Regions from separate parts of the Homo sapiens genome. Here region 1 is linked to region 2. Evidence: chromatin loops called from intact Hi-C (ENCODE). Cell type or tissue: GM12878. All regions are shown on one strand. Each heading gives the region's core, and the rest is flanking DNA. Links, peaks and the distances in the headings are about the cores only.

Region 1 (11,599 bases), core at 4,423-9,422, 480 kb before region 2:
AGAATTCAGCTGTGAATGTATTTGGTCGGGGGCTCTTTTGGGTTAATATGCATTTTATTATTGATTCATTTTTGCAGCTCATTATTGCTCTATTCAGGGATTCAATTTCTTTCTGTTTCAGTTATGGGAGGTTGTGTGTGTTTAGCAATTCATCCATTTCTTCTAGATTTTCTAGTTTGTGTGCATAGCAGTGTTCATAGTAGTCTCTGATGGTGTTTCGTATTTCTGTGGGGTCATTGGTGATGTCCTCTTTGTCATTTCTGAATGTGTTTATTTGGATCATCTTTCTTTTTTATTAGTCTAGTTAGTGGTCTATCTTATTAATTTTTTTCAAACAGAAATATCCTGGATTTATTTATCTTTTGCATGGTTTTTATTATCTCAAGCTCCTTCAGTTTAGCTCTGATTTTGGTTGTTTTTTGTCTTCTACTAGATTTGGGGTTAGTTTGTCCTTGCTTCTGTAGTTCTTCTAGCTGTGATGTTGGGTTATTAATTTGAGATCTTTCTGAATTTTTGCATATGGGTTTAGTACTGTAAATTTCCCTCTTAACACTGCCTAAACTCTGTCCATAAAATTCTGGAATGTTGTATCTTCATTCTCTTTACTTTCAAAGAATTACTTGATTTCTGCTTTAATTTCATTATTTACTCAAAAGTCATTCAGAAGCAGATTATTTGATTTCCATGTAATTGTATGGTTCTGAGTGATTTTCTTACTATTAACTTCTATTATTGTTATGCTGTGGTCCAAGAGCGTGGTTGGTATGATTTCAGTTTTTTTTTTTTTTTTTTTGCATTTTCTAAGGATTATTTTATGTCCAATTATGTGGTTGATTTTAGAGTATGTACCACATGCAGATGAGAAGAATGCATATTCTGTGTTTTTGTGTAGAGAGTTCTATAGATGTCTATTATGTCTATTTGGTGAAGTATTGAGTTCAGGTTCAGGTCCTGAATATATTTGTTTAGTTTTCTGCCCTGATGATCTGTCTAATATTGTCAGTGGGATTTTGAAGTCTCCCACTATTATTGTGTGAAAATCTAAGTGTCTTCATAGGTCTCTAAGAAGTTGCTTTAACGAACCTTGGTACTCCTTTCTTGGGTGCACATGTATTTAGGATAGCTAGATCTTCTTGCTGAATCAAACCCTTTACCACTATATAATGCCCTTCTTTGTCTTTTCTGATCTTTGTTGGTTGAAAATATGTTTTGTCTGAAATTAGGATTGCAACCCCTGCTTTTCTCTGTTTTCTGTTTGCTTGATAGATTTTTCTCCATCCATTTATTTTGAACCTATAGATGCCATTGCATGTGAGATGGGTGGGTATCATGAAAATGGCATACCACTGGGTCTCGCTTCTTTATCCAGCTTGTCACTCTGTGCCTTGTAGTTGGGGCAATTAGCCCATTTACATTCGAGGTTAATATTGATATGCGTGGATTTGATCTTGTCATTATGTTCTTAGCTGGTAATTATGCAGACTTGTTTCTGTGGTTGCTTTATAGTGTCAATGGTCTACGTACTTAAGTTTTGTTTGTTCTTTTTTCTTGGTTTTTGTCTGACTTTTATTTCAGAGAACCAGCCTTTGAGCTCTGATATTCTTTTCTCAGTTTGGTCTAGTCTGCTATTAATACTTGTGGTTGCTTTATGAAATTCTTATAGTGTGTTTTTCAGCTCTATCAGATCAGTTTAGTTCTGTTTTATTTTGGAGATTTCATCTATCAGCTCTGGTATTATTTTATTGTGGTTCTTAGATTCCTTGGATTGGATTTGATGTTCTCCTGAATCTCTATGATCATCATTCCTATTCATATTCTGTATTTTATGTTTATCATTTCACTTATTTTAGCCTGGTTAAGAACCCTTGCTGGGCAACTGCTGCATTCATTTCAGTGAAAGAAGATACTCTGGCCTTTTTTGTTGCCAGCATTCTTGCACTGGTTCTTTCTTATCTGTTGATTTCTGTTTCTTTAACTGCAGTGTAAATTGAGTGTAGACAGTAGACTTATTTTCTGGATGTTTTCACAGGACCAAGGCTTTGTGCAGGGTCTTTATATGTAGTTGAATTCTTGTCCTTGGTTTTTCAGTGGGACATATTAGCAAAAATATTTTTGGTGTTGAAGTTTTGATGATCCAGTAGGTGGCACTTACGGGTAATGTCCAGTAGGTGGTCTCTTGCTCAGTCATGTGGCTCCTCTGTATTTCCTCACAATTGCAGCTATGCTACCTCTGAGTGCTCTGAAAATGTTGGCTCCTCTTTCACTCCAGTGCTGGTTGCAGATCTTGGCTTGGCACTCCCGGGCAATCTCAGGCTTTATGTTTCTTCCCAGTTTGGAGGCAGTAGAGGACGAGACCTTAGCAGTGGTTGTGGCAGAGAGTCTTTCAGTTGTTTCTTGGGGTTCCACCCTAGAGATATACAGAGCTACTATTAATCAGCGTGATCAGCCCAGGATGGGGCAGCTGTGCTCTGGGCCCAAGACAGAGGGGCCCTGCCTGGTGACAAATGGGGTGCAGGGTGAGTGGGACACTGGGGAGATGGACTGGCCTGCTCTCCTTAGGATGACTACAGCTTGTTGGAGGTGTGGGTAGAGCACTCATGGTTTTTGCTCATTCTCCAGTCTGAGATCAGCAAGGGTAGTACCATTGCAGTGGCAGTGGCAGAGGGGCTTTTGGTTGCCTCTGGGAGCTCCACCTTTGAGAAACATGGAGCCACTCCTACTGGGAATGTTCAGCCAGTGGGCGGGACAGCTGTACTGGTGGCCTGAGCTGGGGACTCCCCTAGTTGGGGAGTGGGGTTTCAAAGATTCACAGTGAAGAGAGACTGGTTCACTTCTGTATGGTGGCTGTGGTGTGCTATAAGCCTAGGTGAAGCCCTCAAGATCTTTGTTTCTTCCCCAGACCAGGGCAGCAGGGGTAGAACCACTGCTGTGGCAGTGGCAGAAGGGCTGTTGGTTCCCTCTGGGAGCCCCTCCCCAGGGAAATTCAGAGACACTACCAGTGGATATGCTCAGCCATTGGTGGGGTGGCTGATCTGCAGTCCTGAGCTAGGGGCCCTCCCTGGTGAAGAGTGGGGGTTGGGAACTCCCAGGGAAGAGAGACTGGACTCTTTTCCATATAGTGGCTGCCATGTCCTGGAGGTGCCAGCATAGCGGGTAGGTCCTTTGCTCCTTCCCTATTCTGTGGGCAGTTAGGGCAGTACCACTGTAGTTGCAATGGAGAAGGGGTTGTGGGTTGACTCTGGGATTTCCTCAGATAAATGCAGTGCTGCCTCTGACTGAAGTGTTCAGGTTGGGGCAGGGTAGTTGTGCTGGAGTCAGGAGGCGTCACTCAGTGAGGAAAAAATGTAAATGGGGACCGATTTAAAAAACAGTCTGGCAGCTTTTCTGTGGGATGGCTGCACTGTGCTGGGGTTCTGTACCATGCTCAGCCTCCTGGATTTGGTTCCTTTCCTGGGGACATGTGAGGGAGCATAACCACTCTCTTTGCCAGAGCTGCAGCCACTAATGCTAGGATGCCCAGGGATCCAAGGCTCCTGGGGCTCTGTGTGTGCTTGAGTGGTGGCTCTTCTCAGACTACATGTAGCTCTCCACATCAGTCTGAAAGTCCCACAAGGGGATCTCCTGAGCCCAAGATTGCAAAGATCCATAGAAAAAGTGTGGATCCCCAAGGTCTCTCACTCACTCAGTTTCCCTGTGGTGAGGAAGCCTCTCCTGGCTTCATGTGACTCCCGGGTGGGTGGTTGTCCTGTGTTGCTCCTCTCTGTTCTCCATGGGCCACGTTTTTTCCTTGATGAATCCCTGCATGATGTTTCAGTTGAAGATGTAGTATTTATTCACCAATTTTTCTCCTCTCTGTAAGAGTGGCATACACTAGCTGCTTCTAGTCGGTCATCTTGACAGTTTTCTTGATGTTTACTCAGTGTCCAAACATTCTTTAGTCAGCACTTGTTGAATTCTGCCAGGACTGGGTCCTTTCCTTCAAGGCAGTGGATTCCCGTGTCTAGAAATGTTGTCTGAGGGCTAGGGCATCAGGACTCTGCATGGTGCTCTGTTTTACTGTGACTGAGTTCATATCCAAGTTGCAAGACAAATTCCTCTTTGTTGTTTTTGTTGTTGTTGAGATGGATTCTCACTCTGCCGCCCAGACTGGAGTGCAGTGGCTTGATCTCAGCTCACTGCAACCTCCACCTCTCGGGTTCAAGTGATTCTCCTGCCTCTGCCTCCTGAGTAGCTGGGACTACAGGTGTGCACCACCATGCCCAGCTAACTTTTGTATTTTTAGTAGAGACAAGTTTTCACCATGTTGGCCACGCTGGTCTTGAACTCTTGACCTCAAGTGATTCACCCGCCTCAGCCTCCCAAAGTGCTGGGATTACAGGCGTGAGCCGCGGTGCCCGGCCAACAAAGTCCTCTTTACTCTTGTTTCTCCCCTCCTCAAGCATAAAGAAGGAGTCTGTCCTGGAGCTGTGAGCTGGGCTGCCTGGGTTTGGGGGACGGGTGATGCAAGCACTCCCGTGGCCACTCCCACTGGTACCTCACTATGTCACATACACACCAAGTCTGCTGGCTACAAGTCCAGCACAGCACCAGGACCTCCCTAGGAACTGCACTCCTTGCGTCCTAGACTACCTTTTGAGTTATTTTTGGACCCCAAAGCACTTTAGCCTGTGGTGGTGGGACTAGCCAGACCTCAGGTTCTGCCTGCTGTAATGGACAATTCCCCTCTGGCTAGGGCAAGTTGAAATGTTCCGCCGTAGGTGCCGGTTGAATTCTGCCCAGTGTTGCTTTCTGCTATGACAGGACAACACAGAGTTGCAATGCAGAGTTCCACAATCACTGTGCTTTTCTTCCCTCAAGCACACAGATTTTCTCTCTGCACCACCTGGCAGCTGCTGGGGGATGGGGAAGGGGTGGTACAGGCAATTCAGACTATCTTTCCTCCCTTGTTTAGTGTCTCTTTCCTTGATGTGATGTTAAAACCAAGTATTGTAATTACTCACTTGATTTTTGGTTCTTTTAAAGGCACTTTCTTGTGCAGATAGTTGTTCAATTTGGTGTTCCTACGGGGAGGAAGATCACTGGTGGTTTCTATTAAAACATGTTTTTCTGCCTCTTCCCCATATCCCGTAAGTTTTAGTATGTTATGTTTTTGGTTTTGTGTGTCTCAAGATATTTTCTAATTTCTCTTGTAATTTCTTCTTTGACCCATTGGTTATACAATAGTATGTTGTTTAATTTCCACATATTTGTGAGTTTCCAGTTTTTCAATGGCTGTTGATTTCTAGTTTAATTCTCTTGTGGTCAGAAAAGATACTTGGTAGGATTTCGATCTTTTACAATTTGTTAAGACTTCATTTGTAACCTAATGTGTGATCTTCCCTAGAGAATGTTCTGTGTGCACTTGAGAAGAATGTATATTCTGCTCCTGCTGGAAAGAGAGTTCTGTATATGTCTGCTAGGTACCATTGGTCTATAGAGTTGTTCGAGTCCTATGTTTCCTTATTGATCTTCTATCCACTTTTCTATCCATTTTTGAAAGTGATGTATTAAAGTCTCCTATTACTGTTTCACTGTTCATTTCTTCCTTCAATTCTGCCAATGTTTTCTTCAAGTACTTGGGTGGTCTTGTTTTAGATGCATATATATATGTATATGTATATATATTTGTTATATTTTCCTGGTGAGTAGGCACTTTATCATTATATAATGTCCTTTATCTCTTGTGATAATTTTTGACTTCAAGTCTATTTTGTCTGATATAAATGTGGTCACCCTTGCTTTCTTTTGGTTATCATTTTTATGGAATATATTTTCCCATCCTTTCACTTTCACCTTATGTCTGTCTTTACATCTAAGGTGATTCTGTTGCGGACAGCATATAGTTACATCTTGTTCGTATTTTTCTTTAATTCAGCCACTCCACTTCTTTTGATTGATAACTTATTCATTTATATTTACAGTAATCACTGATAGAGCAGGAGTTACTATTGCCACTTGGTTAACTGTTTTGTCTCTGTCTTGTAACAAGTTTGTCACTCTTTTTTTTTTTTCTCTTGCTGCCTTCCTTTGTGTTTTGGTGATATTTTTGTTTTGACATGCTTTGATTCTTTTCTCATTTTCTTCTGTGTATATTTTTTTGTGTGTGGTTACCATGGGGCTTACATATAGATCTCATAGTTACAACAATCTATTCAAAGCTGATAACTTTAATAACATACAAAACTCTACTTTTTAAATATCTCTCCATTCCCACTTTATGTTATTGACGTCACTGATTACATCTTTATATATTGCATATCCATTAACATAGTTTTATAGTTATAATTATTTTTCATGTTTTGTCTTTAAAATTATTTTTATTTTAATGATTATGGCTACATAAAAGTTATACATATTTCTAGTGTACGTGTGTTGTTTTGATAAAGGTATACAATGTATAATGATCAAATCAGGGTAACTGAAGTATCCATCATCTCAAGCATTTTATATTTCTTAATGTTAGGAGCATTCCAATTTCACTTTTTTAGTTATTTTAAAATATACAATAAATTATTGGTAATTATGGTTACCTTATTGTACTACCAAATATTAGATCCTATTTATTCTATCAAACTGTATTTTTGTACCCATTAACCATCCCTACTTTATCCCCCCATCCACTACCTTTTCCAGCCTCTGATAATCATCATTCTATGCTCCTATTTTTATGAATTCAATTTTTTTAGATCCTTCATGTAAGTGAGAACGTGTGGTATTTGTCTTTCTGACCCTGGCTTATTTCACTTTACATAATGTTGTCCAGTTTGATTCACATTGTTGCAAATGACAAGATCTCATTATTTTTAATATGAATACTTTCTGAATTATATTCCATTGTGAATAATATTCCATGTGTATATGTACCACATTTTTTTTTACCCATGAATCTGTTGATGGACACTTAGATGGATTCGAAATCTTGGTTATTGTATATAGTGCTGCAATAAACAGGGAGCACAGATGTATCTTCGTTATACTGATTTCCTTTCTTTTGGGTACAGTAGTAGATGTTAAAACCAAGCAGCAGTAAGATCGCTATGGTAGTTCTATTTTTAGTACTCTGATAAATCTCCATACTGTTTTCCACAGAGGTTGTACTAATATGCATTCCCACTAACATTGTACAAGTGTTTTCTTTTCTCTACACCCTTTCCAGCATTTGTTTTTGTTATTTTTGTCTTTCTGATAATAGCCACGCAAACTGGGATGAGATGATGTCTCATAGTGGTTTTTACTTGCAGATCTTGATGATTAGTGATGTTGAGCATTTTCTTTTATATATCTGTTTGTCATTTGTATTTCTTCTTTTGAGAAATGTCTATTTAGGTCTTCATTTCTTAACTGGATTTTGTGTGGTTTTTTAGCTATTGAGTTGTTTGAGCTCCTTATAAATTCTAGTTATTAATTTTTTGTCAGATAAGTAGTTCACCAACATTTTCTCCCGTCCTATGAGTTGTCTCTTCATTTTGTTGATTGTTTCCTTTGCTGTGCAGGTTTTTATCTCGATGTGATCCCATTTGCTCATTTTTGCTTTGGTTGCCTGTGCTTTTGTTGTCCTACTCCAGAAACATTTGGTTAGACCAGTGGAAAAATCAATATTGTTAACATGTTCATACTACCCAAAGCAATATACAGATCCAGTCCAATCCCTGTCAAAATATCAGTGATATTCTTCACAGAAATATAAAAAAATTACTAAAATTTACATGGAACCAAAGCTATCCTGAGCAAAAAGAACACATCTGGAGGAATCACATTACCTGACTTCAAATAATACTACAAAGTTATAAGCAAAATTGCATGATGCTGGCAGAAAAATAGATGCTAGACCAATGGAACAGTATAGAGTACCCAGAAATAAATTGATATATCTACGATGAACTGATTTTTCACAAAGGCATCAAGAACATACACAGTGGAAGAGACAGTCTCTTCAGTAAATGATGTAGGGAAAAGTGGATATCCATATGCAGAAGAATGAAACTAGACCCCTATCTCTCACCATATACAAAAATCAAATCAAAATGAACCAAAGACTTAAAATCTAAGACCTGAGATGTGAACATACTAGAAGAAAACATTGGAGAAACACTGTATGCTTTGTCTTTTAAATTCTACACTGAAATTAAAAGTGCTTTATATATCATGATTACAGTATTCTATTGAGACCACCATGGAATTTTTTTCAAAAAAGTATCTCTGAGAAAGGGTTATTATACAATCTTTAGTTCAGATTAAATGTGTTTCTTCATTTTGCCAAAGCCATCCCATGAAAAGTAAACATTTCAAACCATTATCAACTGGTTTCCTCTGATTACTAAAACTCCTCTGTTAGGCCATGTCAGACTTACCTATATCTTTTAAATTAGAACAGGTAACTAAGCTGTTCCCTCTCTGCTATTTACTCTACTCTTCTCATTACCTCCTACCATCAAGCTTTTTTCTCCACATGTCTCTTATAGCCCTTTCACTACTGTGTATCTCCTACAACACATATCTCTTTATGCTTCCTCAGTAGCTTCCAACGTAGCTGAAGAGAAAAAGAAAAACATAGTGAAGTTAAATTCTCTTTAGTCAGGCTTCCCAAGGCCAAATTTATTGTCCACCTCATTACTGCAACCATTCAAAGCCTAGTTCTGCCGCTCACTCCAGGCTAATGTGGGTGTCATAGTGTTCAGAAGGATCAAAGACACTGAAAACATTTGCCCTCTAAAAATTGATTAACTTCACTCAGATATCTATATGCTTCCAAATTTCCCTTTATGTCCAACTTGGAAAACTTAAGAAAGACTTAAAATTTCTGCATGCTTACTATATGCCAAGTTCTTTTTCCAAATATTGTACATGCAACATGGTATTTAATTTGTACAAAAACTTATAAGTTAAGTGTTTTTAGTGTTCCTTTTTTACTGATTAAAAAACTGAAATTAGGAGAGGTTGTTCTTTGCCAAAGGACACACTATTCCTATGGAACACAGTCAAAATTAGTAAAAAGAGGATTATCTATGGGCCAAGGAGCCAAAAATTCATTAGACATGAAGCAAGGATTGTGATTAATCTGATTCTGTGTATGTAAGGTTTAAAAATGCCTAACATCGGCCGTTTCTTCAAGGACTCCTGTTTGTTTTTAAGTATAGTACTAGAAACATATATGTGGGCAATAGGTGTAATTATTGCTACTGGGGTGCTATTGCTTCTAGGTCATCTCAGCTGATAAGAAATGCAAGTGTATATGTTAATCCCTGTGTATACACATATTTACAAGTATTTCTATTTGTAACTATCTGTACCTATATTAAGCTAAACACATGTTCGTGTTGATATCTCCTACTATAAAGCCTCCTACCCTTGTTTATTGTAAACTCCCACCCTAACAGTGAGAAACATGATTCCAACCACCGGCCATCCATTTACTTAATTTTTCAATTCTAGTACATGTGTATAGTAGTATTGATATAGTTAACCTATGCCTCCATGAGGGAAAAATCTCTATCAACTAAAGCTTATTGCTTATGAACACTTTCTTTTGCTTTTAATCTTATAGTCTCTATTTTCTTCCAAAGATTTTAGGTCAACACCTTTGTCCTTTACTCCCTTTAGTGAGATTGTTTCACGCACTTATAATACAGTTAGATTGATTTGTCACATTCTTCATTCCATGCCAGAATTCCTTTTCTCCTAGATAATGTTTTAAAATTTAGATACCTTATGTTTTACTCCTTGTTTTATATAAGCCTATGGGCTTTGATAAATGCATACTGTCATGTATTCACCATTACATTTCCGTACAGAATAGCTTCATCATCATCAAAACAAAACCAGTGCTTCATCTATTTCATTCGTCCTTTCTCTTCCTGAACCACTGGCAACCCCTGACTTTTTTTTTTTTACCATCACTATAGTTTTTCTTGTTTTAGAATGTCATGCCATTGTGATCATAAAGTATATAGCCTTTTCAGACTGACTTCTTTCACTTAGTAATATGCATTTAAGATTTAGTCGTGCCATTTCATGACTTAATATTTTATTTCTTTTATTGCTGAATAATAGTTCATTCTATCAACATACCACAATGTGTTTATCCTTTGATCTACTGAAGGACATCTTGGCTGCTTTCAATTTTTGTTAATTAGCAATTACAGTGCTATAAACATTTGCAGGCAGATTTTGTGTCGACCTAACTTTTCACATCAGTTAGATAAATACATAGGACTGAAGCATGGAAAAAGGAAAGTGAGCCTCAAGCATCTTGTCATACCAGAAAGTAAGGAAGTGCTCAAAAAATGAAACAAACCCCACAATAGTGGATGGTATGTCAAAGGGACACAGGAATTGAAAGTGCGCTAAATGGCAAAAGCTGGAATAATTTGAGTAATAAAATAAATAAATTAGCAATGTATTATAACCCAAAGTAAAAAATAAATATTCGTGAGTCCATGTTACCATAAGGATATGACTGGATAAATAAGTGAAGAAGAAGAATCAAATTTTTGTGCAGAAAAATTAGAAATAATTTATGTTGATACTACTTCCTCACTGAGGAGGAGCATAACTCTATGCTCCTTAAGTGGGACATGAAAATACTCATTTCTTTCCAAAGAGTACAGTATGGAAAGAGGGAAAAAGAATAGCTGTACAGTAAAGAAACCTGACAATTGCTACCTTGGCCAGGTCAACATCAACAGTGATAGTGATGTTTATATCATGTACCCTTGATATGATGTGATAAAAAAAGGCACTTTACCTCTGTGTTCTTCTTCCCATTCCCATAATTCCAGACTAATTATTTAAAAATTATCATATGTCTTCCAATTAAGGAGGATTCTACAAAATATCCAACTGGCAATTCTCAAAACTGTCTAGGTCATCAAAACAAGCAAAATTTGAGAAACCATTACAACCAGAGGAGCCCACAGAGTTATGATGACTAAATGTAATACCTTAGCATGGATGGGATTCTGAAACAGAAAAAGGACATGGGATAGAAACCAAGAAAATCCAAATAAAATATGGACTTTAGTTAATAATAATTTGTCAGCATTGTTTCCTTAATTGTAACAAATGTACCATACTAATGTAAGATGCTAATAAGGGAAACTAGGTGTGGGATACACAGGAATTATCTATAATATATTTACAATTGTTCTGTAAATCTAAAGCCGTTCTAAAGTTTTATTTGTTTGTTGTTCAGATGCCTCAGTTTGGAGTCACCATATACTGATCCTTGAAAGGAAGTGGTCAGGTCTCTCAGAAGGAGAGAAGAAAGTGACTGGATAGTTGACCTGGTATTTATATTACTGGGAGGCACTGACCCTATCTAATGTTGGATTTCTGGGCTTCCAGTATGCTGTTTTCCTTTTTCTCTCCTGTTCTCAATCAACATTTTAGCCCACTCTCCCCAGAAAAGGGCTTTTGGTGACTTGGAAATTAATGAGTTTCATTCCTCTTGGCTGAATTATAGATTTAACTGTAAAAGGGATAGTATCTTATTTTATTACCAGTACCCCCAAAGCATAACCCTAGTTTGGGGAGAGGTCTGATCTTTATGTGGTTTGAGTAG
Region 2 (11,599 bases), core at 2,565-7,564:
CAGGGCTCTGGTAGCATAGGCACCCAAGGGAATCTCCTGTTCTGTGGGTTGTGAAGACAGTGAGAAAAGCATAGCATCTGGGCTGGAATGCACTGTTCCTCACGGCACAGTCCTTCAAGGCTTCCCTTGGCTAGGGGAGGGAGTTCCCCGATGCCTTGAGTTTTCCGGGTGAGGCGATGACCCACCCTGCTTCGGCTCACCCTTCGTGGGCTGCACCCACTGTGTAACCAGTCCCAGTGAGATGAGCTGGTACCTCAGATGGAAATGCAGAAATCACCCACCTTCTGCGTTGATCTTGCTGGGAGCTGCAAACCACAGCTGTTCCTATTCGGCCATCTTGCCCACAACCCTGTATTATCTACTCTTATTTGGCATTTTATTATATCAATTACATAATATATCTTGAACTTAGACTTGTATTTTAATCAAGATTGCAAATTAATCAAGTAAAAGGGATTATATTTTAATGGAAGCAGGTATAATGTGCTTAGAAAAGCATAGGCTGTATATAGATTATATAAAACTGGTATAATAGTACACATATAGATCAATGAAACAGAATTAAGGGGCCAGAAACAAACACTTACATTTTTGATAAGTTGATTTTGCCAAGACAATCCAATGGAGAAATAATAATTATTTCAAAAAACAGTACTGGAGACAACTGGATATCCATATGCAAAAAAAAAATGAACTTAAGACCTTTGCCTCAGATAATATGCAAAAAATACCTCCATATGGATTATAGACCTAAATTTAAGAGCTAAAACTTATAATTTTTAGAAAAAAGGGGATAAAATCTTTATGACTTTGGGTTATTCAAAGAATTTTTAGATGTGATGCTGAAAATACAATTCATAAAATAATAATTGGAGTTTATTGAAATTGAAAACTTCTGCTCTTTAAACCATACCACTAAAAATGAAAAACAAAAAAGTCAGAATGAGAGAAATGAAACTATAATCCAAGATATCTGAAATATCAATCCCTTGCTTTTATAAAACATGATCACCCCAATATCCATGAGTATCAAATGCACTTTAAGTAATGAGGAAGGACTCAGAGAAATCATTACTTAGAATACATTGCTGGATGCCCTATGAAATTCTGATGAAATCAATTATTAGAAATTTAGTGTGTTGAAATGAAAATCTGACTTCAAATTCTGTGGCCTTACCGCAGATAATGTTCTTCAAATATTCTATTCCCTTTTTAATCAGTCTCTCTAAGCAAAACACATATTTCACCCTTCATCCTAACCCTTTAAAAGTTATATTAAGACCATAATAAAAGGATTGGAACTACTAAGCCATCATTTTACTGCTTCCCCCTCAGATTTCTCCTTCGTGCATTTCTTCCTGAAGGAATTGCACAAGGTTTGTCTTGAGAGAATTAGAGCCAGTCATAATGCAATTATTACCAGGTGCATGGACTTTGAAATAAGTGAGATTGGTTTCAAATTGATTGGATAAGGTGAAATGCTTGACCTCTCTCCAATCTTCAGTTTCTTTAGCTGTTAAATGGGACAATATTACCTATTTCTCAGGCACTACATGAAATTATGCACTTAAAGTATAGTTCAGTGAATGGTATAAAGCACTTAAGGAATAGTTGTTATTTTTATTGTTGGAAAATGGATTTATCTGACATGTTCACATTAGATATATTTTGAACAGCCCCAGGCACATATTTACAATTAAATTAGACACTACAACTCTGCAGAGATTAAAAACTAGAGTTAACGTTAGTCAGATTTTCTTAGAGCACAGATATACAAATAACAAGGTAGAAAGAATGCTGGATTATATTTTGGTTCTGGTTGTGTCAATAGTCATTCATTTTTGTATTAATAGTCATTGAGAACTTATTAGGTTATAAATATATATTGGGGAATAAAACAAATACCATGCCTAAATTTATGGAGTTCACATTCTGGTAGGAATGACAGAAAAGAAATAATTAAAGAATCAAGTAATGATATAAATAAAATTATTATGTTTGGTGAAGAAGATGAATACATAACAGATGGTGAAGTATAATGAGGGCCCCATGGTGGGTACGATATTAGGGATGGTGTCTCTGAAGAGCTAACACTTAAGGTAGTCCTGAAGAATGATAATGAGCCACTCGTGCAGGCAAGAGAAGGAAATCTATTCTAGATGGAAGAACAAGCACGTATGAAAGCCCTGGAGTGGGGAGGGGCCTGTCATGTGCCATGAACCGAAAGGAAGCCTGTGTGACTGTAGAGTGGTGAGCAAGGGCAGAATGGCCCACACTGAGTTGAAGTAGCAGTTAGGCGATGAACCACTCAAGGCCTTGTAGGCCATGGGAATTAATTTGGATTTTATCCTAAGAGTGAAGAAAAGTCATGAGTGTTTTAATCAATAGAGAAACATGATACAATTTTATATTTTTAAAAGACCTCTTTGACTTCTACATGTGGCAATGATGTGGAGGAGGCAACAGAAGTACAAAGACCATTTAAAAGACCCTAGAAATGGCCTCTGAGAGACATGCTGGTAGCCAAAACTATGTTGATGATAGTAGAGATGAAGAGAAATAGATGTGTTTGATATTTATATTTAGAAATTATAAACAGCAGTACTCACTGAATGATTGTCCACATAGAGTAACGAAAGAAAAATATTAAGGATGACTCCAAGCGTTCTGGTTTGTAAATCTAGGTTGCTTGTACTGCCATTTACGGAGATATGAAAGACTGAAACAGAAAAAGTGAATAGAGGTATGAGGTAAAGTTACATTTCAGATGCCCATGAGGCATCCAAGCATAGATGTCAAGTATGCAGAAGGAATATCAATCAAGAAATTTCAGGGATACATTAGGTATATATAGAGAGAGATTTCAGAAATTTAGGGTATAGATAACATTTGTGGTTATAAGACTGACTCAGAGCACTTAGAGAAAGAGTACAGGTAGAGAAGAGATGCAAGAACTAAGAACTGTGACACCCAACATTCACAGGTAAAGAAGAGGGGAGGGACAAGCAAAGAGAACTAAATGCAGTCCATCTCCAAAGGCTCCCTAATCTGCCTTTGTTTCTCCTTCCCATTGCCATTACTTCAGTTCTGGCCACCACTAGAGTTCTACTGAATCAAAAAGGTGTGATTTTTCAAGGTGTGAGAAGTATCTTGGAGCTTCATTTTCTCACTTCTTCCTATTTATGTAGTTTACACAGCCTGTGAAACAATCTGAGATAGGAACTAAAAAACAGATTCCAATGTTTTGCATCAGCACAACCACTCTCTAGATTATGCACTTCTGTTACTATGTGAGTTTATTTACAAAGGTCTTGATGACTTTTTTGAAGGAATGATATCTGTTTGGTGAGTCTTTACTCAAGGTATAGCTCCACATGCAGAATAAAAGATTTAACAAACACATTAAGTGTATATGCTCCTTTTGCTGATGACATCTGTGAGGTTTTGACAGATTACAGAGCATTCCCCATTTGGACACATTTGCCAACCTGAGAAAATTACAAATTGCAGCTGACTTTCAAAATAAGTGACAAGGAAAAACTGTGGTAAACTCTTCCATCATTCTTGTTTTATGGCCTCTGCCATTTCTCTAGAAGTTAAAAAAAGAATTATAAGGGTAGGACTGAGTGGTTTTTGTTATTCTTGAGTTTAGGTTTCTCAGGAATTGGAATAGATCAGAGTGACAGGAGATTAACGTGCCAATCCAACCACCAGTGTCTGGATTTCCATTCACTCAAATACCTAAGGATATTAACACATATTTGTTTTACAGGTTGGGAATTATCTCCAGAATTATCCCATCATTTGAGATGTGCCATTAAAAATGAGCCTTTTTTCCTTTTCTTTCAGAGAAAGCAAGAAATATTTTATTCAAGGGGAATTACAACAGTGGGGTTTTGTAGTAGAGGGAAGAGATTGGATTCACATCCCTAGTCTCTTTTCTTAACATTGGGATTTAAAAGTAGGTCTGAAAAAGATGGTCTTTTAACTTCTGCCATACTATTAATTTATGTTGAAAAAATATCTTTTCCATAATACTTTCTTCATGAGGTAAATACATTGCAAAGAATTTTACTGATTTCCAAGATAAATAATTGTTGCTAGCCAAGCCAGTAATGGGATAAATTCCCCCCAATACACACAAACTCAGTTACCTGCCTTTGATTTTGCTCATTACCAGTAAACAAGGTAGGAGGATATATAAACTTGAAAAACTGAGACCCAGTTTCACCATTTGTGAATCTTTAACCAAAATTCACTAAATCTTCTCTGATAGTGTCTATTAATGTTTGAGACAGAATTTTCTAAGCACCTAAAAAATGTCTGGTTGCGGCCGGGCGCGGTGGCTCACGCCTGTAATCCCAGCACTTTGGGAGGCCGAGGCGGGTGGATCATGAGGTCAGGAGATCGAGACCATCCTGGCTAACAAGGTGAAACCCCGTCTCTACTAAAAATACAAAAAATTAGCCGGGCGCGGTGGCAGGCGCCTGTAGTCCCAGCTACTCGGGAGGCTGAGGCAGGAGAATGGCGTGAACCCGGGAAGCGGAGCTTGCAGTGAGCCGAGATTGCGCCACTGCAGTCCGCAGTCTGGCCTGGGCGACAGAGCGAGACTCCGTCTCAAAAAAAAAAAAAAAAAAAAAAAAAAAAAAGTCTGGTTGCAAAATTTTCCGAGTGTCTATCCCTTCTTAAAAACATAAATTAAAATAATTATTTTAAAAATGTGTACATGTTTGTTTATATCTTTTTATCTTAACTACAGATTAAACTTCAGGTAGTGGCCACAATAACAAGAGTCAATAATATTGAGATCTGGTTTTCTTTTTAGAGGAGGCAGAGAAAGAAAAAGAATTTGTATATTCCTGGTGCCTAGCATGGTACAGATGCATTGTCAGTGCTCAATACATGATTGTATAAGGAAATGATACTAGTTGCTTTATTTGGATCTTACTTTTGTTTCGTTTTGAGACAGAGTTTCACTCTTGTTGCCTAGGCTGGGGTGCAATGGCACAATCTTGGCTCACCACAACCTCCGCCTCCCCAGTTCAAGTGATTCTCCTGCCTCAGCCTCCCGAGTAGCTGGGATTACAGGCACGTGCCACTAAGCCTGGCTAATTTTGTATTTTTTTAGTAGAGACAGGGTTTCTCTATGTTGGTCAGGCTGGTCTTGAACTCCCGACCTCAGGTGATCCGCCCGCCTCGGCCTCCCAAAGTGCTGGGATTACAGGCGTGAGCGACCGCGCCCAGCCTTACTTTTGATTTTAACTATAAGCAAATGAAGGGACTTGCTGAGCAAATTATCCTACCTACCTGCACCTCCTCCAACATATCTGTTTTACACAGGTTGTTTTCACATTATGAAATGGATATTTTTAAAAGTATAAATTGATTTCCCAGGTCATATTCATTACTGAAAAAAAAAATTAGGGTTTGAATTATAGTAACAGATGTATTTGGTTCTTGATGCCACCTAATTTAAATTTTACTGAAATTCTGACCCCAAAAATGCTCTATCCCCTGTTCCTACTTTTTATCTCCCTCTGAAAAAAGGAATTGGTCAGAAAGGAAACAGTCCTCTGTTTTCCTATAGGTACTTCATGCTCAGAGCATGGCCACTTCTCTCTGCTGCTGCTGTAGCATTGGTTGTGTTATATAGCTGCTTCAGAGTCAACCACCAACCTCCAACTGCTTAAACAAGATTCACAGTGATTTCTGTGCTGGACAGAAAAGACCTTTCCAGTCAAGAGACAACCTGGCTTCTAAAAGCTCACAAATATTTGGTACCTCTTTCAGGTTTACAGCACCCTCTGTTGGGAAAAGTTTGCCAAATCCAGAAACTGTGCAATAGCCTTAACGTTGCTCAACCAGTCCTGAAATTGTGCCACATGGAAGTTCTACTGCTTTTTAATAGAAATGATTCTCAGACTTTCCAAGACCCATGCCCATAGAGCTCTGGCCTGAATCAAAGTTGACAGTTCGACATCTGCAGCTCCTAAAGAACAGGGCAATTTCCCAGTCCCTGAATGAGCCTGTATGAGAGGCTTTGGAGACACTTGGCCAAAATGGTGGGAAATGTGAGTTGTTGGACAAGTTATAATGACAAAGACAGATTGAATATTTAAATATTATATACATTCCTATTAAATATGAATGGCATATAGTATATCAGGGAAATATTCTCAAAGGTTCAATTTCGGTTTACCATCTTCAACATATGTAAGTTCTCTTAAAAGTGCTAAATCACTTTCTGCCACATTTTGAAGAGCACGTCCATGCCAAGAAAAGGCGTAACTCAGATTGCATTTTAGCCTAATTTCTGAGACACTGGGCTTTTAAAATAGAACCCAGTAGGTATTCATTAATGTGCTACGTCTGCCATCCTTTAAAATAGAAAATGTAGCTCATTTCTTTCACTGTTTACTTGCATCACATTGATGTTTTTGTTAGTTCCACGATACTTAACAGTTTTAGATTAAATCATCTTGATGCGTTCCCATCCTGTATGTGTCATACATGTCCTCTGTTCACAGAGTAAAATGTGTAGTTACTGTGAATTCCATGAAACACAAACTACTATGCAAAATGATTTTTTCCCTAAAACAAAATCTAATTTATATCTCGAGGCTCCATTTTCTGTTGTTGAACACTTCATCTTAGGTGATTCAAGCTTAACTCAATGAATATAAGCTTTTCTCAGTTAAGTTGTGTTTCTTCCTCATACCCTGCATTTTTCCCAGCATATGAAAGCTCCAAGGGTCTAATACCACGGCATTGTTGGGAAGGGGTGTCTATTTCTTCGTCCTTGGCCAATATTCCTGTTAGCATCTGCCGAAATCCATATAATATCCCGCCAAAGGTCCGTGTGAGACACACTGTATCCGCTTAATTCTGTTATCTTTTGGTCTGTCACTCTTTTCTTAGCTACCACGTTCTCCACTAATAACAGATAGAAAATATTTAGATACCCTCCCCTCCCTCTCTTGGGCCTCAGAAAACTACTGGAACTGTATCAGGCCCTCTATCATAGACCCACCACACCACCATTTCCATGGTACTGCTGCTGAACTATGGTGGCACCAGAGACCTTTCAAGGTCTATGACCACCGTGGACTTCACCTGAAGTATAAAGCATGGGTGCTTCTCTCTTTCAGATCCCCAAATCTATTTTCAGTTTCTATTTCCCCCACCCCAACTCAGGGACACAGCTTGTGAAGAGGAATTCTCAGAATCACTTCTGAGAAGTACTAACCAGAGCTTCCTCTCTTGCTTCTTAAATATTCTCTGTTTTCCTCCAGTTCAGAGGATCTCTTATTTCCTCTGGTGTGGGAAAATTTGCTTATACATCATTATGCATTCTTCCAAATCAATTTTTTATGACTTTGGGTTCTGACTCTCAATGCCTAGGCTTCTGAAAGTTTTCTCTCTAAATTGTTTCTTTACCACTAGTTCCAAAATAGACTTTAAATTGATTTTTTCTCTGCATTTCTTCCATAACCTTTATGTCCTGAGGCAGTGAATGTCAAGGTCTAGTTTGAAATGGAGAGAGCTTCGAGGTAAAAGGACATTCAAGAAAATTGGAAAACATATTGGTTAATACTTCTAAATGTTATATTGTAACAATAAAATTTCCAAATAACACTGTTATGAAAGTTTGGGGATATGCCCTGGGATTGCCAACTGGAGCATATAAGAATTAAAACATTTCTTTTCAGCATCAACAACTATTACAATTACACACATTTTCTTAAGCCATTTACCTGTCAACAACATTGTTCTTCTCTGTGCATTGAAAGTGGAAGAGACCCACTCCATAAAGAATGATGCCAAACGTTGTGAAAACCTGCCCTTCTCTACGAGTCAACAGGTTGCTTCTAGTTAATGAATGAGGAGAAAAATAGAACAAGTGTGCTCCACTCTAATCTTAGAAACTCAAACCCTTGAGCAGGGGAAGTCTTTTTCAAGCTGCTAATTTTCTGTTCTGGTTCCAATTTGTTGGTTGAGAGATAGAGGATATAGAAATCTCCTTCAGATATACAACATTTCTTTTAAAACTTAAGATTTACTGCCTTTTTTATTTCTCCTTTTCACCTGAAATCTTTTCTGTTATTTGATGTTGCCTCCACCTGCTATGTGTACTCACATAAACATGCCTTGTCAGGATAGTATACAAGGATGTCACCAGCACCAAAATGAATCTTTCTGGTAACAAGTATCACAACAACCCATCCCCCACTTAATTAAATGTTGCTCCTCTGATGGCCATGTTGTTTCATCATGGTGATGTATCAGCTCCCAAAAGCTTTACTACCTTATTCTGGGACTCTTTGACTAATATCACTGTTGCCCCTTATGCTCATACTAGGTTGGTGCAAAAGTCATTGTAGTTTTTGCCATTCCTTTCAATAGATAAAGAATAGAGACTTTCTAGTAGAAAAAGAAATTCTGTCATTACCTACATCTTAATAGGTACACTATATTGTCTAGTATTAACTCTGTGTCAACCACCCTCATAGTCTCCTATGCAATACAGTGAAGCAGCTGAGAACCACATTTCCCAGAGTATCCTTCCTCATGTTAAAATTTGCCAATGAAAGACATACAGAATATGGGAAACAGAAGAGAAGGAGGGGTCATTACTCTCTGGAAACAACTGCAGTCAGACAAGTGGGCAGACATGACGTTTGAAGGAACTTCTTAAGAATCACCGACATCCCTGTTTTGTATATCATACTTGTATAGTTATAGTTGGTTAGAGTCCTCCAAACATTTCTGGCATTCACAGCAGCTTCAAGGGACATTCTTGAGACCCGCTCACTTCACTGCTGCAGATTGAAATAGTTAGGGAATCTTCTAAATGTTCCTGGGATTTGCTGTGGCTTTGGGATGACCTTAGGAGAACCACCTGCTTCAATGCTGAAGGCTGAATTCACTGGCTGTGGCTTCCTTGACCTTTGCTCCGCCTGTTTTTTCCTTTCAAATGTTGAATAACTTTCAATTCCCCCAACTAAAACTTTCATACTTTCCATATATAGAGTGGCTCTGATTTCTTGATCTAGCCCTAATTAATACATTAAACTTTATCCCTCTCCACTTTGTGAATTTAGTGAAACCCTTAATAAGATTTCTAAATTCCAATCTCTCCCTATTTGGGACAAATAGAAGCATCCTCTAAAGTGTTCACACTGGTTTGAATTAGTCCAAGTAGAGGTTGTAAGTATCTTTCTTTTTCTGTAGTAACTTCATCATTTCACACGGTAAGATGAGATCAAGGTGTTAAAACATTTACATTGAGATGATTGTTGCATCCACAGAACCTCATACTTCCTAAATTTCTGGAACATGTAGCACTAAAGCTCCCATTGTCTTTTTTATGGGTAGATCCTCTTTGAGCCTTGAAGACTAGGTTCAATGGCCTATAAGTTATTCATTTGCTTCTTACTAGTTTTAGCATTTGTGATTGCAAAGAATAATTCATTAGTTGCATAATTACTACCAAAAATAAATTATTCAATATATATACCTAGAGAAATTTTCTTCATAAAAGGTTAATTCTGTGTATCTGTTAATTCATGCCCATCTCAGAAAGTATACTCTGTCTGTTTGAAAGGACCATTTTGAAGATTTAATGAATCTTAAAATCTTCTTAAGTTCCTGAATACATTATTGACCAATCAAAACTTTGCTGAAATGTCCACTTACCCTCTGATACACTTAGGTACTTATCATACTTCAACAGATCTGATTGATCAAGATTATAGCTGAGACTTGGCTAAAATATTGGCAGATGTTTCCTTATAAAAGTTCACTTCTGAAGACATTACAGTCTTAAAAAGCTGTCATTGATATTTGAAAGACTACCTTATATAAGTGATGTGCTATTCTGATTTAATTATGAAAGCAAATGGAAAGCTAAGGGGTTTATACTCTGGAATGTGAAATAATGGTGTTAAGCCATCATGTCTCAGTTTTTTGGATATAAAGGAGTAAAAGTTTGTCTTGTTAAGCATTAAATGAATGTCAAAAATATGGAAACAGAAATTGGAATTTGGGGTTTGTTTGCTGCACCAGGTGGACTCCAGCTATCAGAACCAATAAAACACCTGTTGAATCCTTTAGAATAGGCATGTTATACATTTGTTTTGACCATTGGGACATAAGAGGCAAATACGACAATCAGCAACTTCACTGAAGGCATCACCAAGTTACACACTCCTATGAATTCTTCATGTAAATCTAGAATAAAAATGAACAAATTCATAACTGTTCAAGGTATGCAGAATTTCCAGACTTCCACATTGTCTCTTATTTGGCCTATAATCATCTTAGAAATACTCATAAAGCTCTGAACAAGTACTACAGTATAAGCTTTGGGAAGAAAGTTGAAGGTTAAAGAGTGTGTGTCAAGCGAACGTGCAAAATAGGTATTGTACCATAGACACTCCTTTTCTCCTGCTAAAAACATCCTTTTTGTCTCTAGCCATTCAGTATCCTCATGTTCCCTCAGCTACATCTGTGATAATAAATAGTCTGATAAACTCATCCATTCCAAAAAATCACTGATGTGCTGTTCAAAGGAAATTTTTAGCTAAAGAGAATTACTGGACAAGTAATGATAAAACCTAATCATTGCTAATAAATATTATTGGAGCAACTAAAATGGTACAAAAAGACATTTGGAGTCAGGGACACATTCCTAGTATCCTTTAAATCACAGCATATTTTACTTCTATGTAACACTGAGCTTGTTTATTTTTCTATTTCTTTTTATTTATTAATGTCTATGTTCTATTTATCTGAACTCAGATTTGGTATCAGCAGCCGACCTAGGCTTTCCTTACCAAAATAAGTTAACACAGGTGAGTGTCCAGATACTCAAGATTTACATACCAGGTTCACACATTGCTAAATCTAAACTAATTTTCTTTTTATTCTATTTCAAACTCCACTACTGAGCCACCCAGTGAACTCCATGTTTCCATTACAAAGCCAGTACTAGTAGAAAAGCCGTGACCTGTAAGAAGAGCTCAAAATAATGGTGGAATAAAAGGGAAAAAATGTCAAAAGAATTCATTAGGTTATAATAAAGTTGTGTAATAAGGACATCACTAAAATTCCACAAGAAATTCTTACATAAGAACATTCAAGGAAACACCTGTACACTACCTTCCTATACTTGTTCTTATGAGAGAAATAGTGATCCATGATTTATAAATCCAATAGTACTTAATACAGTCAGAAAGTTGTATTTATCCCATTATTCCCTTTGTAACTTTTTAATTCTCTCACTGCCTCTATCAGCCCTCAGGGGATACCAGCTGTGTTTCAGGACCCATAAAGAACCTGATTAGAGAAACAGGATATGAGAAAGCTAATTATAGATGAAGGCAATTCAAACTACAAAATAGCTACAGGAAAGAAAACATTTGGCCAAGATGAATTTGGCAAAATGAAAAAGTGCACAGCCATCTTCTGCTAGGCCTATCCCTAGGTAAGAAGAAACTAGAACCCACCCCCGACTACCTGCAAAAGGAAAATTCTTTGGGAAAATATTTTTAAATGTGTTTTCTAAGTCACACACAGAGAGATATTGTAATTACCCAGA

What was found. Peaks named below come from ENCODE experiments on the same cell type or tissue, not always from the same donor. Only the 100,000 strongest peaks of a DNase experiment are listed, where the experiment ranks them.
Region 1: a loop joins it to region 2, with 2.5 times the contacts of the local background. A loop is called at or near these places in 3 of 110 quality-filtered maps.

Annotation. Positions count from the first base shown.
Region 1 is chrX:113,258,499-113,270,097 of GRCh38, forward strand. All of the region lies in intron 3 of LOC101928437 (a long non-coding RNA gene), which reads left to right. Among named protein-coding and RNA genes, the nearest start is that of XACT, 350 kb to the right of the region's middle. In GM12878, for the core only: no CTCF peak of the experiment used is centred there; no DNase peak of the experiment used is centred there.
Region 2 is chrX:113,736,136-113,747,734 of GRCh38, forward strand. No RefSeq gene overlaps it. Among named protein-coding and RNA genes, the nearest start is that of XACT, 120 kb to the left of the region's middle. In GM12878, for the core only: no CTCF peak of the experiment used is centred there; DNase peaks (open chromatin) are centred at 4,882 and 7,165.